Regions from separate parts of the Homo sapiens genome. Here region 1 is linked to region 2. A link is an interaction called in ENCODE POLR2A ChIA-PET data of the cell type or tissue named here. Cell type or tissue: OCI-LY7. All regions are shown on one strand. Each heading gives the region's core, and the rest is flanking DNA. Links, peaks and the distances in the headings are about the cores only.

What was found. Peaks named below come from ENCODE experiments on the same cell type or tissue, not always from the same donor. Only the 100,000 strongest peaks of a DNase experiment are listed, where the experiment ranks them.
Region 1: POLR2A ChIA-PET joins it to region 2 with 6 read pairs; 2 of 35 experiments call an interaction of 5 or more read pairs at or near these places.

What each region holds. Positions count from the first base shown.
Region 1 is chr7:44,426,675-44,435,003 of GRCh38, forward strand. It overlaps NUDCD3 (NudC domain containing 3), which reads right to left. Exons shown (of 6, transcript NM_015332.4): 3 at 897-1,029. Among named protein-coding and RNA genes, the nearest start is that of NUDCD3, 60 kb to the right of the region's middle. In OCI-LY7, for the core only: a CTCF peak has its summit at 4,843 (motif pointing right); DNase peaks (open chromatin) are centred at 4,487 and 4,867; H3K4me3 peaks cover 2,506 bases; H3K27ac peaks cover 3,490 bases.
Region 2 is chr7:44,254,927-44,263,255 of GRCh38, forward strand. It overlaps CAMK2B (calcium/calmodulin dependent protein kinase II beta), which reads right to left. Exons shown (of 24, transcript NM_001220.5): 3 at 8,079-8,138; 4 at 3,946-4,000. Among named protein-coding and RNA genes, the nearest start is that of YKT6, 58 kb to the left of the region's middle. RefSeq lists enhancers at 2,870-2,949, 3,830-3,879, 7,234-7,733, 8,132-8,329. In OCI-LY7, for the core only: a CTCF peak has its summit at 6,507; a DNase peak (open chromatin) is centred at 3,185.

The DNA of each region.
Region 1 (8,329 bases), core at 34-8,033, 170 kb after region 2:
AGTCCCAGCTACTTGGGAGGCTGAGGCAGGAGAATGGCGTGAACCCGGGAGGCGGAGCTTGCAGTGAGCTGAGATCCCGCCACTGCACTCCAGCCTGGGCGACAGAGCGAGACTCCGTCTCAAAAAAAAAAAAAAAAAAAAATAGCAAGGGAAGCAAGTGGGGACGCTGGGATGAGGTGGGCCTGTCCCTCCCTCCATCCCTCCTGTGCAGCCATGTTGTTGCCCTGAGAGAACTGCAGAGTCTTAGAGCTCTCTCCTGTGATTAAAGGTTGTGGAGAATTAAATCATAAACCTTTCATCTCTGTGATGCATGGCTCATCACCATACACGGGGAGGTGCTACCCACTGTGTCATTTTGTCTAATTTGAGTTTATTAGACCCTGGGCTGGCAAAGCCCAGGAAACTCACATGACAGATGCTATGTGAATGTATGTTAGCTATCACTGTGCGTTTAGTAGACTGGACTTTTCTTAGGGAAACTGAAGGCAGATTTAATCTTTAGGAAAAAAGAGAATTCACCAAGGTAATAATGTTTGAGTATTCCCTTGAAAACTGAGAAGCTGGCCATCTACAATAGGAACCCCAGGAGAGTCTATGGCTGTATTTATAAAAGAGGTGAAGACATCAGATGTGTGGGCTTCTCTCTCAGGAAGCAGTGTGAACAGGGTTCACCATCCCCAAAGGGAGGTTTCTGCAGAAGAGCTGGGAGAACCTCACAAACAGAATAAGGGGAGCAAGGATGGTGTGCTCAGCTCATTCCGAGGGCAGGAGAAGGAACACACCTCACATCCTAAAGCCGATCTCAACACTCCCTCAAGGATGCTGGTGGGTCTTCCCTGCAACAGCTTTGACTGGCTTGGGTGAAGCCGCCCACCCCTACCCGCCAAGGCCATTACCTGCTTTCCCTTCACCACGTGCTTGGGTACTGGCACCCTGACCTCCAGGTCAGTATAGTCCTGTGACCAGGTGTAGTTCTCTCGGACAGCACCATTGTAACTGTCGGGATTTTTCTGGAACTGCTCCTGAATCCTGAGAAAGAATAAAAAATGTGATCCCAGTCAGCCATGCCTGAGCAGAGGACCCCATGGGCAGCCTAGCCCATGCCACTCCTACATCCTGGAGACGTGACCAACTCAAGTTTCATCTCAAGTTCACTGGCTCTGGCATCTGCAAACTCCTCTTCTTTTCAGGTGATTTCCTTTCTGACCCTCCTACATGGTACCCATGGAAATCACAGGACAAGGGCAAAGCTACAGAAAAGAAACCCCAGTGCAGCATCCTACAGTTTAGGAAAAGTGTCTGTGACCACAGTCAAACCATAGCTGGTACTGCCAGCCTTCACAGTACTGAGATCCAGGCCTGTTAATTAACCAGAGGGCTCTTATTAATAAAATCCTTAGGCTCATGAGTCCTTGGTTTCTTATAAACTGCTTGGCAGGGTCAATCTTTAAAAAAAAAAAAAAAAAAAAAAAAAAAGAGGCCAGGCGTGGTGACTCACACCTGTAATCCCAGCACTTTGGGAGGCCAAGGGCGGGTGAATCACCTGAGGTATGGAGTTTGAAACCAACCTGGCTAACATGGTGAAACCCTGTCTCTACTAAAAATACAAAAATTAGCTGAGCATGGGAGCACATGCCTGTAATCCCAGCTACTTGGGAGGCTTGGGCAGGAGAATCGCTTGAACCTGGGAGGCGGAGGTTGCAGGTTGCAGTGAGCCAAGATCACACCATTGCACTCCAGCCTGGGCAACAAGAGCAAAACTCTGCTCAAAAAAAAAAAAGGCAAAACCACTTCATCCTGCAGCTGCTAAACTTCAATCCTAATCCAACCCCTAGCCTCTATTTTTTCATAGTAAATAAATCACAGCTAAAAGGACTGCATTAAAATTGTATGCATCATTGTTAAGACATAAGCAGTATGTTTAATGAGACAGCCTAAAAAACTCAATCAAGCAAATCTTATTGTATAGGCCTGTTATAAACACAGCACTAAATACAGATAGGCCTACCAAGAAGAAGCTGATGTTAAAAATAAAATATAATATTTTCCATAAAATGTAACAATGCTAATAATATAAACATTATGTAAGTTTAGACTCACAAGTCCATTATAGTGAACTGAAGATCTAAATTACAGACAAAAGCCTAGTCATGGAGAAGGCAGCAGCTATGAACACAGAACATTCCAACAGTAGGTGCATCTCAGTCAACTTCTCCAGGGCCTGCTCAGAGATTAGCAGACAAAACCTGGCAGGGAGACGGCCCCATGGGCTTGTAAACAATGTGTGCACTATGATCTGGTTCACACAGGAAAACACAAAACTACATGTATCTACATCTATATAGATGCACATACAAGACAAGGATTGGGAAGGGGTGGTTCAAGAGGGCAGGCTTTCTCTGGCCAGAGTTCTAAGACAAGAACATATTTACCTACTGTGGGTATGCCCTGCACACTGTCTATGCATGAAGCTGGGCCTCCACCACGGCCTGAGTCCTCTGGGCTGGGCAATAGTGGCTGTTAAGAACTGAATTGGGTCCCCTAAAACGCTATGTTGGAATCTTAATCCCCAGGACCTCAGAATGTGACCTTAATAAAAACAGGGTCTTTACACAGGTGATGCAGTTACAACAAGGTCATTAGGGTGGGCCCTAATCCACTATGACTGATGTCCTTAAAAGGGGGACTTTGGAGAGATGACGTGAAGGCCATGTGGAGACAATGGGGTGATGTGCCTATAGGCCAAAAAACGTCAAGGACCGCAGGCCACCACCTAAAGCTGGAAGAGGAGAGGGAAGATCTTCCCCTAAGACCTTCAGAGGGAACATGGCCCTGCTGACACCTTGATCTCAGACTTCCCCTCTAGGAACTGTGAAGAATCAACATTTTTCGTTTAAGCCGGCCATTTTGTGGTACGTTATTGTGGTAGCCTGAGCAAACACAGTGGCTAAGGAAACTAATTTCAATCAGAGGTGATATTCAAAATTCAGCACTGAATATTGGCAGGACTAGGCACTAACCAATCGGAAGAGATGTTAGCCTTAAACTACTCACACAGGCGGGCCACTGTGGGACAGAGAGATGACATACAGAAACCAGGAGTTACATAGGATTCCTGACTGAATGACATGAGAAAAGAGGGTGGGGGGAAGGAAACTAAAGAATGCTCAATAGGTTGAAAATGGACAGCAAAAGAAAGATTTAGATGCAACCAATAAACATATTTTCAAAGACTATTTAGTAATATGAAGAAAGCTTTCAATATACCATAAAACTGAAAAGTGGGTATTATTACTTTTAAGTATGGTATGACTTTAATTTCTAAGAAGAAATATATAATATACACACAAGTGTGCACATATATATGAAAAAGACTGAAAGGAAGCACATTAAATTTTTGTGGTTATCTCTGATAGTAGAGTAACAGGAATCTTTCTTCTTTGTACCTAGGTATTATCCAAACTCCCTAGAATATGTAGACATTTTTATAGCCAAGAGAAAAATGGTTCTCTTTAAAAAATGCTAACAGGAGACAGTGATGCACCCTGCAGCCCCTGTACCCAGGTGCGGTCCCACGGCCACGGCAGCAGCACTAGCCTGACCCTTGGAGCAGGGTACGAAGGAGTCAGACACAGAGAGGGGGACTCACCCAGACCCCAAGTTTCCACAGGATCCTTCTAGGTGAGCACTGACAGCAGCTTTAAGACTCATATCTGACATAAATATGCTTAAACATGCAGAGAATATCTCCAAAAGAACAATAGGGTAGCAGCAGCTACCTTTATGGCTGGAAACTGGAGACTTCTCTTCATTGACACTTTTGTACATACATTACCATTTGAAAAAAGTCAAAATTGTGAAAATATATAAATAAAATACCCACACACACACACACTCACACACACACACACACACACACACACACACACAAAAGACCAACATGGCCCCAGCACTTGGCAGAGATCAGGGAGTAAACATGAAGACTCCTCAAAAGTTGGGAAAAAGAAACGGCTCTCTCAAGAAAGGAGAATGAGTATAATGCCGGGGGATATCCTTGGGGACGCTGCCGCCAGCAACAGTGCAGTCACTTGGCCTATACCACCAGTGATGCCCACATGGGTTCTGCCTCCTCCAGGGCAAAAGGCTGTCAGTCTCTGCCTTCGAGTGAGGGGGGACATCTGACACCCTTGCCACTACACGCTGCAGTAAAGCTGTATGCTTTTGGAAAGGGCTCTGATCACACAGAACCTGCCTAACCCCATCCTCCTGCCGTGTCCTCAGTAGCCCTGGCCTGGCTCCTCTTGCATGGAACCTGCAGATTCCCTCCAAAGGAAGCAGGAGAATCACTCCTAAAACAGCCCTTGCAAGTTGTTGGGTGCTTTTTATAGTGCTCTGAATGCACATTCTATTTAAATAAGGTTGATTATTTCCAGCCAACAGTATGTAAAAATAAGCATCCTGTCAAGTGCAGGTGTCTCTGGCCCCCACTGTGCCACTGTTGGTCACCCCTGCAGCTGCAGGCCTGGGCACATGGTAGGAGGCAGGGGAGGGAGCATCCATGCTTCAGCACCAAGGGTGGGAGTAGGAAAGTGAGTCAGCAGTCAGGTTGAAGATTATGGAGTAGGTCTCCCTGCAGCTCCCACTCCTGATGAGCTGGGATAACAAGGTTCTAAATGTGTTAAAGGAAAAACACAGAACAGGCTCTGTTGGGTGCTGTGGGTAGCAGGGCCCTCTGTCTCCTTGGGGATAGGCCAGACCCTTCCTGGCAGACTGCAGGCCTAGGCGCTCCTGAGTGTGGCAAGCCAGGCACCAGGGTCACCTGCACAGGGAGAGCTAGCAGCACTGCCACCAGGAGTCACTGTCATGCAGACAAGCAGTTCCTGAGTAGGTGAGGTTTCTGACCGGGTTCCTGAGACTCATGGTCAGGAAACTGACCTACCCAATCTGCCTGTTTGAGTGCTGCCACTAGAAACAAAAAGGTCCTCTCTCCTTCCTTTTTTTTTTTTTTTTTTTTTTGAGACGGAGTCTCACTCTGTCACCCAGGCTGGAGTGCAGTGCCACGATCTCGGCTCACTGCAACCTTCACCTCCCAAGTTCACATGATTCTCCTGCCTCAATCTCCAGAGTAGCTGGGATTACAGGTGCGCACCACCACTCCCAGCTAATTTTTATATTTTAGTAGAGATAGGGTTTCACCATGTTGGCCGGGCTGGTCTCGAAATCCTGACCTGAAGTGATCTGCCTGCCTCAGCCTCCCATAGTGCTGGGATTACGTGCGTGGGCCACCGTGCCCAGCCTCCTTCCATTTGTTTTTAAAAACCACAGGATTAGGCTAGGCTCACACTTGCAATCAATCTCAGCGATTTGGGAGGCCAAAACAGGAGGATTACTTGAGGCCAGGAGTTTGAGACCAGTCTGGGCAACGTAGGAAGACCCATCTCTACAAAAAATTTTAAAATTAGCCACACATAGTGGCACACACCTGTAGTGCTGGCTACTCGGAGGGTTGAGGTGGGAGAATAGCTTGAGCCCAGGCGTTTAAGGTTATAATGAACTATGATTGTACCACTGCACTCCAGCCTAGATGACAGAATGAGACCCTGTCTCTAAAACAAAACAGGATCAGACAATTCTGATTTTCAAAAAGCTAGTGGCAAGTATGTAAAATGAAGAGTAAAAGGAGGTCAAAGACCTAACCTGAAGAGTTTTGTCTAGGAAGCTAGAGCCCCAAACCTATAATAGATTTATAATTCAATGAGACAAGGGCTGACCTCAAGCTCTTCTCCAGAGAGAGAATGCCTATGATAGGCACTGACTGCCTGACTAAAGGCAAGGTTTGGCTCCCCAAGTCACAGCCAGTGATTCCAAAGCGGAGGTGTTTGCACAGAAATGTCAAGCTTGCTGCTCCCCACTTCCCGCCCCCTGGGGCTCAGTGATTGAGGCCCGGTTTGTCAACCCCCTCTCCACCACCCCAAATACAGCTGTTCTTTCATGTCTCTTGCAATCAATCCTGTCTACCCTTTAAATGTTCACACTCTTAACTACATTGCCCTTAACTACATTGCGCAAAAGCCACTACTCTGTGCAAAGATGACAACATCCCTGTCACCCTCATCTCCTTCCATTATCCCAGGTGTAAGAGCTGTCATCACACCTCACCACCTGTTGACCTCACTGTCCCCTCAGGAGAGGTCCCACAACATCTGGGTGCAATGTACATATATGTGCTAGGGTCTGAAATGTTTGTGTTCCCCTAAAACGTGTATCTTGAAATCCTAACCCCGAAGGTGATGGCAGTAGGAGGTAAGGCCTTTAGAAGGTGATTAGGTCATGAGGGTGGAGGCTCTGAGTGGGATTAGTGCCCTTACATGGAGGCCTCAAAGAGCTTCCTCATCCCTTCCACTATGGGAGGACACCACAAGAAAACAGAGGTCCATGAATCAGGAAGCAGGGCCTCCCCAGACACTGAATCTTCTGGTGCCTTGATCTTGGACTTCCAACATCCAGAACTGTGAGAAGTAAATTTCTCACAGAAGCTACCCAGGCTATGCTATTTTGTTATAGTAGCCCAAATGGACTAGGCCAACATGTGTGTGTGTGTGTATAGTACATGTGTGTGGCATGTGTGCAGTGCACTGTGTGGTAAAAGTATGTGTGCACTATATGTGTGTGTGGGGTACGTGTGTGCATACAATGTGTGTGTGCCACATGCATGCGGCTGGTGCATGTGTACCTGCATGTGCATGTGGGCACATGTACTGTGTGTGCAGTTTGTGTGTGTGGTGTATGTGTGTGGTGCACATGTGCATGCAATGTGTGTGTGGTGCATGTGGGCATGCAGTGTGTGTGTGCTATGTGCATGTGTGTGGTATGCATGTATGCACACAGTGTGCATATGCGTGCATAAGGTATAGTATGGGCACGCAGTATATATGTGTGTGATGTACGTGCCATGGGTATGAGGCAACCAGCAGACATGGCTCACTCCCTCCCTTGAAATTCTCACCTGTCTCTTATCAATTTTCTTCTCATCTCACTGACCTGGCACATCCCACACCTGGATGGCAGCCATGGCTGCGTCTCTTCTCAGTTTCTTCACATGCCACTGTGATTACATTATTCTCAACAACCTCATATGGCTCCCCACGGCCCAGGAGACAAGGCCAGGGCCTCAGCAAGGCACTCGAGGTAGCCCATGATTGAGTCGTCATGACTCCTTCCTCCCTTTTTCCTCCTGCTCCCACAAATGAATCCTCCTCCTCATCTGTCAACTCTTCTCTGCCTATGCTCAATCTCAACTCAAGATTTCTTCCACCTGATGGAAATACGGTGAATTTTCTTCTGGGTTTCTTCATTTTCAAAGCTTTACAAAATAAGCATTATTATAAAAATGACCCATCCTTGAGGCCCACTGCCCTGCTTCTGAAGCCTAAAACTCATGGTCTGCCAGGCCCACTTCCTACTTCTCGGTTTTATCTTCCTAGGAGTGTTCACTCCTGAGAGCTCGTCCACTCATGCTGATTTCAGTGCTCAAAAATGACTCGATGCCTGGACCCCAGCCCTGGGCCCCCAGCTGCCAGGTCTGCCCCAACGCCAGCAACCCAGACGTAGCCTGGGCCTTGGTCTTGGCCTCTGCAGCCTTCAACCTTTTCACTTACAAAGGGACAGGCTGGAGCCAGTCACTACTCCCAGGCTTCCACACAGACAAGCACCTCACACTAACCAGCCTTCCTGCAACTCTTGCCAGATTCGTCTGTCTAGAGGGTGGTGCCTCCCTGCCTGCTGCCCAGCTCTCACTGAGGTTCCCCTACCCGCCAGGCTCCTTTCATTGTTGTGGATGCATTATTTCTAAGTTCATGCTTCTTTACTAGCAGGGATGTGACCCCCCCGCCCCGCAATATCAGGCCAACTGTGGATACCCTGCCACCTCAGCCAGACACACAAAAGGTTTGATGCCAATGCAGCAAGCAGCCACCCCAGGCCACGGGCTCTGGTCTCAAGTATGTCCTACAAATCAATGTCTCCAAGCCAGTCCCCTAGCAGTCAAGCAGTTTCCCTGAATGCTCTGTGTGTCCGTGGTGTCCAACCTGAGGTCAAGCCCAGCTTCCCCGCACAGCAACCAGGTAACGGTGACTAGGTCACTCAGCCTCTCTGTGCCTTGGTCTCCTGACCTATAAAATGGGAACACTAATAGCATCTCTCCCAAAAGGTAGCTGTGAGGAACAAACCATTTAAAATGACTAAAACAAGGTCTCGTGACACTCAGTATTGCTTTCTCACTCACTGCTTTCCCTTTAGAAAGTCTTTGGCTATGGAAAGAACTCACTGA
Region 2 (8,329 bases), core at 134-8,133:
ATGAGAAAACAAATTTCAAAGATTTGGTGACTTGCCCAGAGTGGGCAGCACAGGAGCTTTGTCTCAGGGTCTGCATTGTTACACCCAGGCCTTGTGACTCAAATTCCAAGTCTGAGAAGATCTGGTTTCCCCTCCTCAATACTCTCCCACCCCCACTTAGGGCCAGAGTGGTGGCCCTCGCACAGGATCAGAGCCTAAAGACACGGTGCCTAAATCTGGTCTCCTTGGTGGCGCAGGGTCTTGAGGTGTTCGAGGTCCCATCTCTAGGAAGAGAACAGAGATGACAGGCAGAAGGGAGGTCTCTGCCCACTCTCCTGCCCTGTGTCTCCACCCAGTGAGTAGTCATTGGGCCCTATGGTCAGGATAGACCCTGTGAGCAGAAGCCACAATCTGAAGGGCCTCTGGGAGCCGGGTAATGTGGGCATGGAACAAAAAGGTGGAGGGGCTGGATGCACGGCAGGGGAGTAGGACGGAGCCCTCTGCAGGTCTGCCCAAGCCCCTCACACACTTAGCCTGCTTGAGTCTGCTGGTAGACTCCCCTAGAAGCTGTCACCCCTGAGAAGGTTAGGGTCACTGCTCCCACACCACTTCCTGTGACCCTATGTGTGGGGCAGGCCTGTGGGGTCCAAGCCCCTCCTCTGCCTCCGCACCCTCTTCCCCATCCCCCCGCCTGCTCCACTGCACTGCCCAGGTGCTGTGGCTTCTCTATCTGCCTGGCAGTTTTCCCCATTGGTTCTGGAATGTAGGGCTTAGGTCTTCCTCATTTTTGGGCCCAGCACTTGGGGCTGGGCTGGTCCATGGCAGGGAAGACCCAGGGAGTGGATCTGTTGAACATGTGACCTTGGCACATGTGGGTGCTCTCTCAGCACTGGAGAAAAAGAAAAGTGAGCATGTGTTGAATGTCGGCTCACCCCTGCTCCAGCTAAACGCATGCCCTGATGATCCCATTGAATCCCCTCAAAATCCTTCGAGCAATGTGAGGGTGAAATGCACTGGGAAGACACCCAAGTCCCTGGCACCTAGCAGGGCATTAAAGGACTGGGTGTTCCCTTTCCTTTCCCCATTTTTCTGTCCAGGCTGGGGCTGGGGGCAGGGGCTCTGCCTCTGTTGCCTGACTGGTTCTGCTGTTCTGTGTCCCCGACCAGCACCTGGCATGTGACCTGGAGCTCTGCTCACCCTCGCTCACTCCTCTGCCTGCCTCTCCTCTCACTCCTCATGGGCCAGCACATTTCTACAGCCAATCAACCACCACACCGACCACAAGGAAACAAAACAGTGTTGACGGGGCCCTTCCCAGGGTCATCTGGCCGGGCTCCTGAGCTTGGCCTGTCCGTGTGAGGGTGTGTGTGTGCACGTGTTCACATGTGTGGATGCCTGTGTGTGCCCTTGTGTACATGTATACTGGCTTGTGCATGTGAGCACATGTGCATGTGTGTCTGTGTGTCTGTACCTATGTGTGCCCATGCGTGCACTCATGTTCATGTATATTGTTTTGCATGTGTGCCTGTGTGCATGTGTGTACAACTGTGTGCCTGTGTGTGCCCTTGTGCACTTGTAGAGCAGTTTGTTCATGCGCACACATGTGTGCATGTTTGTACATATGTGTGCTTGTGTATACATGTGCATTGGGCAGGAGGATCAAAACCCACATCTAGCCCAGGCAAGGGCCTGGCATGCCCCAGTGTTGTGCTATAACTGTTTAGGTCTTGGCACACACTGAACACAGATTAGGCTCTGCAGACGCCGAGTCCAGGCACAGAACAGTGGCTAAAAGGCCTTACGGTCTTGAGCCAGGGCTGCAGCCCAGAGTCGCTCCAAGGGGTGCCTCACTAGGGCTGATGCAGGCCCTCTGGTGTGCTCTGTGTGCTCAGGAAGCTGTAGTTTGGGCTGGTGGGCACCTGGGACTCCCTGGCCAGGGCCATCTAGTGGTTCAGTTTCAGGGAAGGGAGTTTGCTCCTCCACCCACGTTGGTTGCTGTGGGGAGTTTGGGAAACTCAGTGCTGGCCCAGGAGGGACACAGTCCGGGAAGGCACACATATGACTCCATGGCCCCCTTTCCTTAGGCTGTGGGGGACACATGGCTGATTCTTGGCTTCAGCCATGGCGCCTATGGGAGCTTCTGTCCTCTGGGCGTGCAGGTGTGTGTGAGACCCTCTACTCCCAGGCCTGGTTCTCAAGCCCTGTGACATTCCCAAGCAAGGGGAGTGGGGATATCTGTCAATCCCCCAGAATCCACAGAGTTCCCAAACTACTATGGGGCCTCAGGGCCTCCTGAGGGCAATGCCAGCCAACTCCAGAAACTGCTGTCCCGGCCCTCTGCTGGCCTGGAGGCTGGCTGAGGCACAGGGGCCATGGAGGTTGGTGGGGAAGACATGGAGGGTCCTTCCTGACTCGCCAGCCAATCTCCTCTTCCCAGCCTGCCTCAGGGCCTCCAATGACACCTGCCTGGCATGTGCTTGGCAAGGCGGGAGACATGAGAGTCTCTCAAATGGGCACACACACATGCACGAACACACCACCCTTTCTCCTCCTCGGCTCCTGTAACACATGCAGCCATCTGTTGGCCACCAAGGGCCCTGGATCGGACCACCCCCCACCCCACAGTCTCCATTTCCTGGGAAAAGAGGCTGGTGGAGGTGTGCTGGGGCACACAGGTGTGGCAGCAAGCCTGCCAGCTCCCCAGGGCCACAGGACAGACGTTTCAGGACACAGCCTCAGCCAGGCAGTGGCAACTGTGTCCTGGGTCAGCCCCAGTCACCTGGCTGGTGATTTGAGTTGGTGTCTTGTGGAACATGCAGGGGAACCTGAGAGGTGGCCAAGCCCCTGCAGGGACAGTCTCAGCTTCTCTAGGCCAGAGAACCTCACATGGACAGAGGCCTCCTCAGGCCTACATGTGCCATGGCCTGACGTCTGTCACTTGAGGAAGGAGGAGCTGAGAGGGCAGCCCCCACGCAGGCGTGTCCTGTCTCTGCTCGGCCTGCACGCTCACAGCAGCCATGGGGAGGGCCTGGGGTAACCATGGCAATAGCACCAAGGCTGGGCTTCTCTGGCTGTGTGGCCGCCTGGAGGCCACAGGGGCAGGCTAAGGCCTATGGGCCCTTGCCCAGGTCAGGGTCCTGGAACAGCACTGACTCACAGACAGCTAAATATAGCGCTGCTTAGCAGGAACTGTCAAAAGTGAGGGAGATGAGATCACTGCTTCTAAATCCGGCAGGAAGTGAGAGGCGGCAGCGGCCCCAGACACCTTCTCACTGAGCTACTGCACACGCACTCATGAAACACTCACACATGCACATTCATGCAAACACACACATACACATGCATGCACACACATGCAAACGTGCATGCATACACTTGTGCCAGCGTACCCACATGCACACACCTCCACACGCTCACTCATACATTCACACAATACACATGCACATGTATGCACATCCCCACCCATATGGACCCTGATTTCATGTGCTCACGCGCCCCCACGTGCAAACACCCACACACATACATACAGGTGCACGTGCTCACATTTCACAGCCACACTCATAAACACACACATGTGCACTCACGCCAGCCAGTGGTGCCCCAGTCCAGCTGGGATGAGGGCACCAAGGAAAGGAAGGTGAATGCAGCTGCTGACTGACTATTCCTCTGGGGTCCACCCACCCGCTGCCTCCAGTGTGCCCTGTTCTGTGTGGAGGAGAGGGGGAGTCCAGGATGTCAGCCCTGCCTCTGTGGGCCTCAGTAACCCTAGTGCAAAGCAAATGAGGGGAGGCGAGGGAAGCTAGGCTGGGCACAGCTTGGAGCAAGGGGACCAGCAGCAGAAGCACACTCAAGGGAGTGGCCAGCCCACGGGTAGGGACTATTCCCTGGGGCTGGGGAGGCTGCAGATCCCACCCTGAGCCAAGGCTGGGAGTGAGTGCAGCGAGAGTCCCCAGCTCTGGAACTTACAGATCGAAGACCAGGTAGTGGAAGCCCTCCTCGGAGATGCTGTCGTGGAGACGCACTGTGGGGACAGAGAAGCCATGAGGGGCTGGCAATAGCCCAGGACACACCTCCTGCCTGCCTCCGTACCTGTCCAGGCACACCACCAGCGGTGTAAGCCCTAGGGCTGCCCAGAGGATCGGGCTGGGTAGGGCCCGGGTGGGCAGGCCAGAGGGCAGGGCTGAGCAGAGTGCTTTGGGCCCTGCGGGCCAGCTGGCCACCCAGCGAGCACCCACAGGGCCTCAGGGCAGTGCCACTGCCCTCAGCTGCCAGTGCCTCACCCTCCGCTGCCAGTCTGGTCACCTGTCTCCTTCTGCCAGAGAGAGACCAGGTCCTTTTGGTCCCAGCCTGGGCCTCAGCTGCTCCCAAACACCACGGAGATCAACAGGAGGAGCTCACACCTCCAAACCCCAGAAAGGAGCTGCCGTGCAGCTCCACATGAGGAGAAGCTGGGACAAAAACCACTCATTATTCACCCTGGGTCTTCCCAGGGCTGCCTTCTGCCTTCAGGCTCTGTGTCTCCGCTGTGTCCTGCCAGCACAGGCTGGTGGCAGGGTCCCTGCCTGATGCAACATCATCCAAAATTTTGGGCCCTGAGCTCCAATTCCAGAGCTGGCATGGTCAGCAGGATGGACCACCATCATTCCCTCCTTCCTCCTTGCACAACTTCCCATGACAATCTATGTGAAGCGTGCCTGGCCCTGGAACTCTGCCTGGCGCAGGGCAGGAGCTGGTCAGGATGTGATGAATGAACAAGCGGATGAAGAGGCGAGGGAACAGTGAGTGATTTCAGCACAAAGCAAGCAACCTCAAGGCCTGCTTTTCCTTGAGCTGGAGATGTGCCCTGTACTAAGCAGCAAATATTTTCTAGGAATGACTCATTTTGGACACTCTCCCACGTGCCGGTTCTGATGATTGCTAGAACAACGAGGACGACGACAGCCAACACGCTAGGGCTGTTCTAAGCACTTTGTGTGTGTTATTTCATTTAACCTTCCCAACCACCCCGAGAAGTTACAGATGAGGAAGCTGAAGCACAGGGAGGTTAGGTAAGCAGCTGATAGTCACACAGCTCACAAAAGGCAGAATAGGGCTGTGGACTCAGCGGGCAGTCTGGCTTGAGGGCCTGCACTGCACCAGCCTTATTCCCTCCAGTCCTCAAGTCTTGGAGAGATGAACCTCTGAGGTGTGGCTCTCCTCTACCACTTGAGACTGGGCCACAGACGCTGAATGGGTAAGACAGTAAGACGTAGCCACCTTCTCCTAGGTTCGCAGGTCCCTGGGCCTCAGGCACAAGCAGCCCCCCTTCCTTGCATGCTCCGGCGCTGTCCCAGTTTCTAACTGGCTGCCAGTGCCCTCCCTCCTCTGGCTCTGGTTCTCCCAGGGGCCCAGCCTGATAGCGTCCTTACATCCAGGAACTCCATGTGGCTTCTGGGGCCTAGGCCTCACCTTGCAGATTCCTGGACTCCAGCAGCCCCATACCAATGGCCCTCCTTAGCTCCTAAACCTCAGGCAAAATGCCCTCCACCAAGGGCAGGCCAGGCCCCAGAAGCCTCCACAGAATCAGAAAATATAGGGCAAGCCCAGCCCCTGCCACTTGCACTGGCTGTGTGACCTGGGGCAGGTTGCTCAGCCCATCTAAGCCTCAATCTGCCCCTCTATGAAATAGGATAAATAGCACCTCTTCACAGGGTGGCCGTGAAGATCAATTATGTAACCTTTGTGGTGCTCTGAGACAGTGAGCACTAGGTAAACCACAGTTCTGTGACCATCACTGTCACCATCATCACCTGAGTGTGAAGAATCCCAGGTGACCAACACTCAGCACCAGGGTCTGGGGCCCACTTAAGAGTCCTGGGGTTTTTTCAAGCCCAGTGCAGAAAGACCTGCTCCACTTCTCTGCCTCAGGCCCAGCAGCCCAGCCTTCTCCTCTCTGCCCCCACCAAGCCCCATTCTCAAAGAGCAAGGTATTCCCCAGACCATGTCCTGGGTCAGCACCCTGGGCGGAGGGCAACTCTTACCCACCGGGGCTGTCTGTGAGCCGACGCTGGCCTCTGCCAAGCAGGGACTCCACCAGCTAAGGCACTCATCTGAAACCAATGTCCCCTTTCCCTCTCACCCCTCTCTGGCTGGCTTCTGTCCCAAGAGCAAGGATGCCCTCTCACTAGGTCCCCTGGACCCTCTCTTCACTCCTAGGCTCCCATTCTACCCAGGCTGGCCTCTGCGTCCCTAAGACATGGGAGGCCCACCAACGTCCTGCTTCTAGGACTTGCCTGTGAAATCTCTGGAGTTAAAAAGCTCACCCCTCCCCACTCCTTTCCAGTGGGGGCTGCCCAATAAGCCCAGTTGGGGGCCCAGCAGGCTGGCCCCTCTGAGCTGCCCCACCTGGGACATGCTTCATGAAAATCACACACTCAGAGCAGAGGTGGTCCCAGGGGCCATGGAGGAGATGCCCCCCGCAGAACCCCCATGGGCAGCTCCAAGGGAGGCCCTGTCATCTATGAAGGTACCTCACTGCTCCCTGGGGGCGCTGCAGGGCTGATCTCATGGTGGGGGCTGCCCCTGCCCTCAGGCACCCACCTCCCCATGCAGGCCTGGTGGGGTGGGGCAGAGGCAGATGGGCTCCGGGGTGGCAGCTGGTGGGGGAAATCCCACCTCCTCGGCAGGAAGCAGGTTGCTCAGGCCAGATGGAGCACTGGGGGTCTGTGTGGGGAGTCTGGGCCGTATGCATGTGGACACTTTAAAAAAAAACATTTTTAACTTTTTAAAAATAGTTATATACTTATTTAATGGTTTAAAAGAAAACCTAACTGGCACATCAGACGGCAAATTCACAGACAGGGCTAAGTAAAAAAGTGAATTGTCAGGAAATCTATTTAAATAAAAACAGTAAGCAAATAACACTGTGGGCAGCATACAGAGGTGGCAAACAAATAAAGTCCTGGGTTACTAAGAGGAACCAGGGTGAAGAGTCCAGTCTGGATGCAGTGGGTTGGTGGGCAGCGGCAAATCTCGTCAGGGGCTAAGCTGCAGTAGCAGGCCCCTGAGAGCCCACCTGGGGCTGCAGCCTGGCCCCGGGCCCTGGAGTTGGGGCTGCCGCTTTCCATGCTGGGGTCCTGCTGGGTCCAATGGGGCACCTGCCCCTCTGCCCAGCTCATTGGTGAAGCATCAGATGAGGCGAGGTGGTTCCAGCCCCCTAAACCAGGTGATGAGGGTTCAGCGACCTTCGGAGCCAGGCCCAGGTGAGTGTGTGGATGCCCCAGGCTCCTAAACAGGCTCCCGGTCCCCAGCTGTTCCTTTGGAACAAGCATGCCTGGGCTCCTCCTGGCATAAGTGAATCAGAGCTTTGGAGGAAAGGGCCCCAAATCCACCTGACAGCTCCCCAGGTGCCTCCGAGGCCAAGAGCGGCTGCCGTCCCTAGGGCGTTTCCTGGCTGCTCCCCGACAAAGGCAAGGCCTGGGCTCCAGGCTCCAGATACCCCTGTGGAGCAGCTGACTCTGGGCCAGGGTCACCTGACCCCAGACTGTAGTTCCAGAAGCCCTGGGCCAGCGCAAGAAAACAGTCAGGGGCTCTCAGCCCGAGAACAGCATGTGCTGGGGTCTTTGGTCAGTCTTTCTTTTCCTTGTAATTGGGCCATCTTGTGGCTTTTCTTGAGGCCACAGAATGTTGGGGCCCCTGTGTGTTCTCAGCAGAATGGCGGCTCAGAGTTATGGGGGTCACATGCTGGGCACTGGCTCAGCAGAGGGCTCTGTGAGGAATGTGTCCTTTACCTTCCTCTGCACCAATGCCACCGACAAGACCCAAAGGACAGAGTGGGATGGGAAAGGGACCTGTCCAGTCGGGTGGAGCTGGGCACCCAGAGCCCCACCTTGGGGCTGCCCCGGCTCTGAGCACCCCCGGGAATCATGTCACATACGACAAAGTCCTCAAGGTCAGGGGAGAAGAGGGGGCGTCCTCAGGGGCTTCTGGTGGGATATTTCAACAGAGAAGAAAAGGAAGTCTTTCTGCATCTCTTTGAAAGTCTGATAGAGAAACCGGAATGGGCTGCTGTCCGGGAGAAGGTGGGGACCCATCCCCGCTCCCTACCCCAGGCTGCTCACCGATGTTGGAATGCTTCAGAAGGCGGCAGATCCGAGCCTCTCTCTCCAGCTTCTGGTGATCTGGGGGACAGGAAAAACAAGGCGTCACCTCCTGCGCCAGCAACTGGTGGCCCAGGGATCGTCCATGTCAGGAGAGGCCCACAAGGGTGTGCCAGGGCCTCTGACGAGAGGAGTGGTTGTGCCCCCACCAAGGGAACACCCTTCGTGGCACCCCCTGGGCCACTGGTGGCAAGGCTGGGGCAGGGACCAGC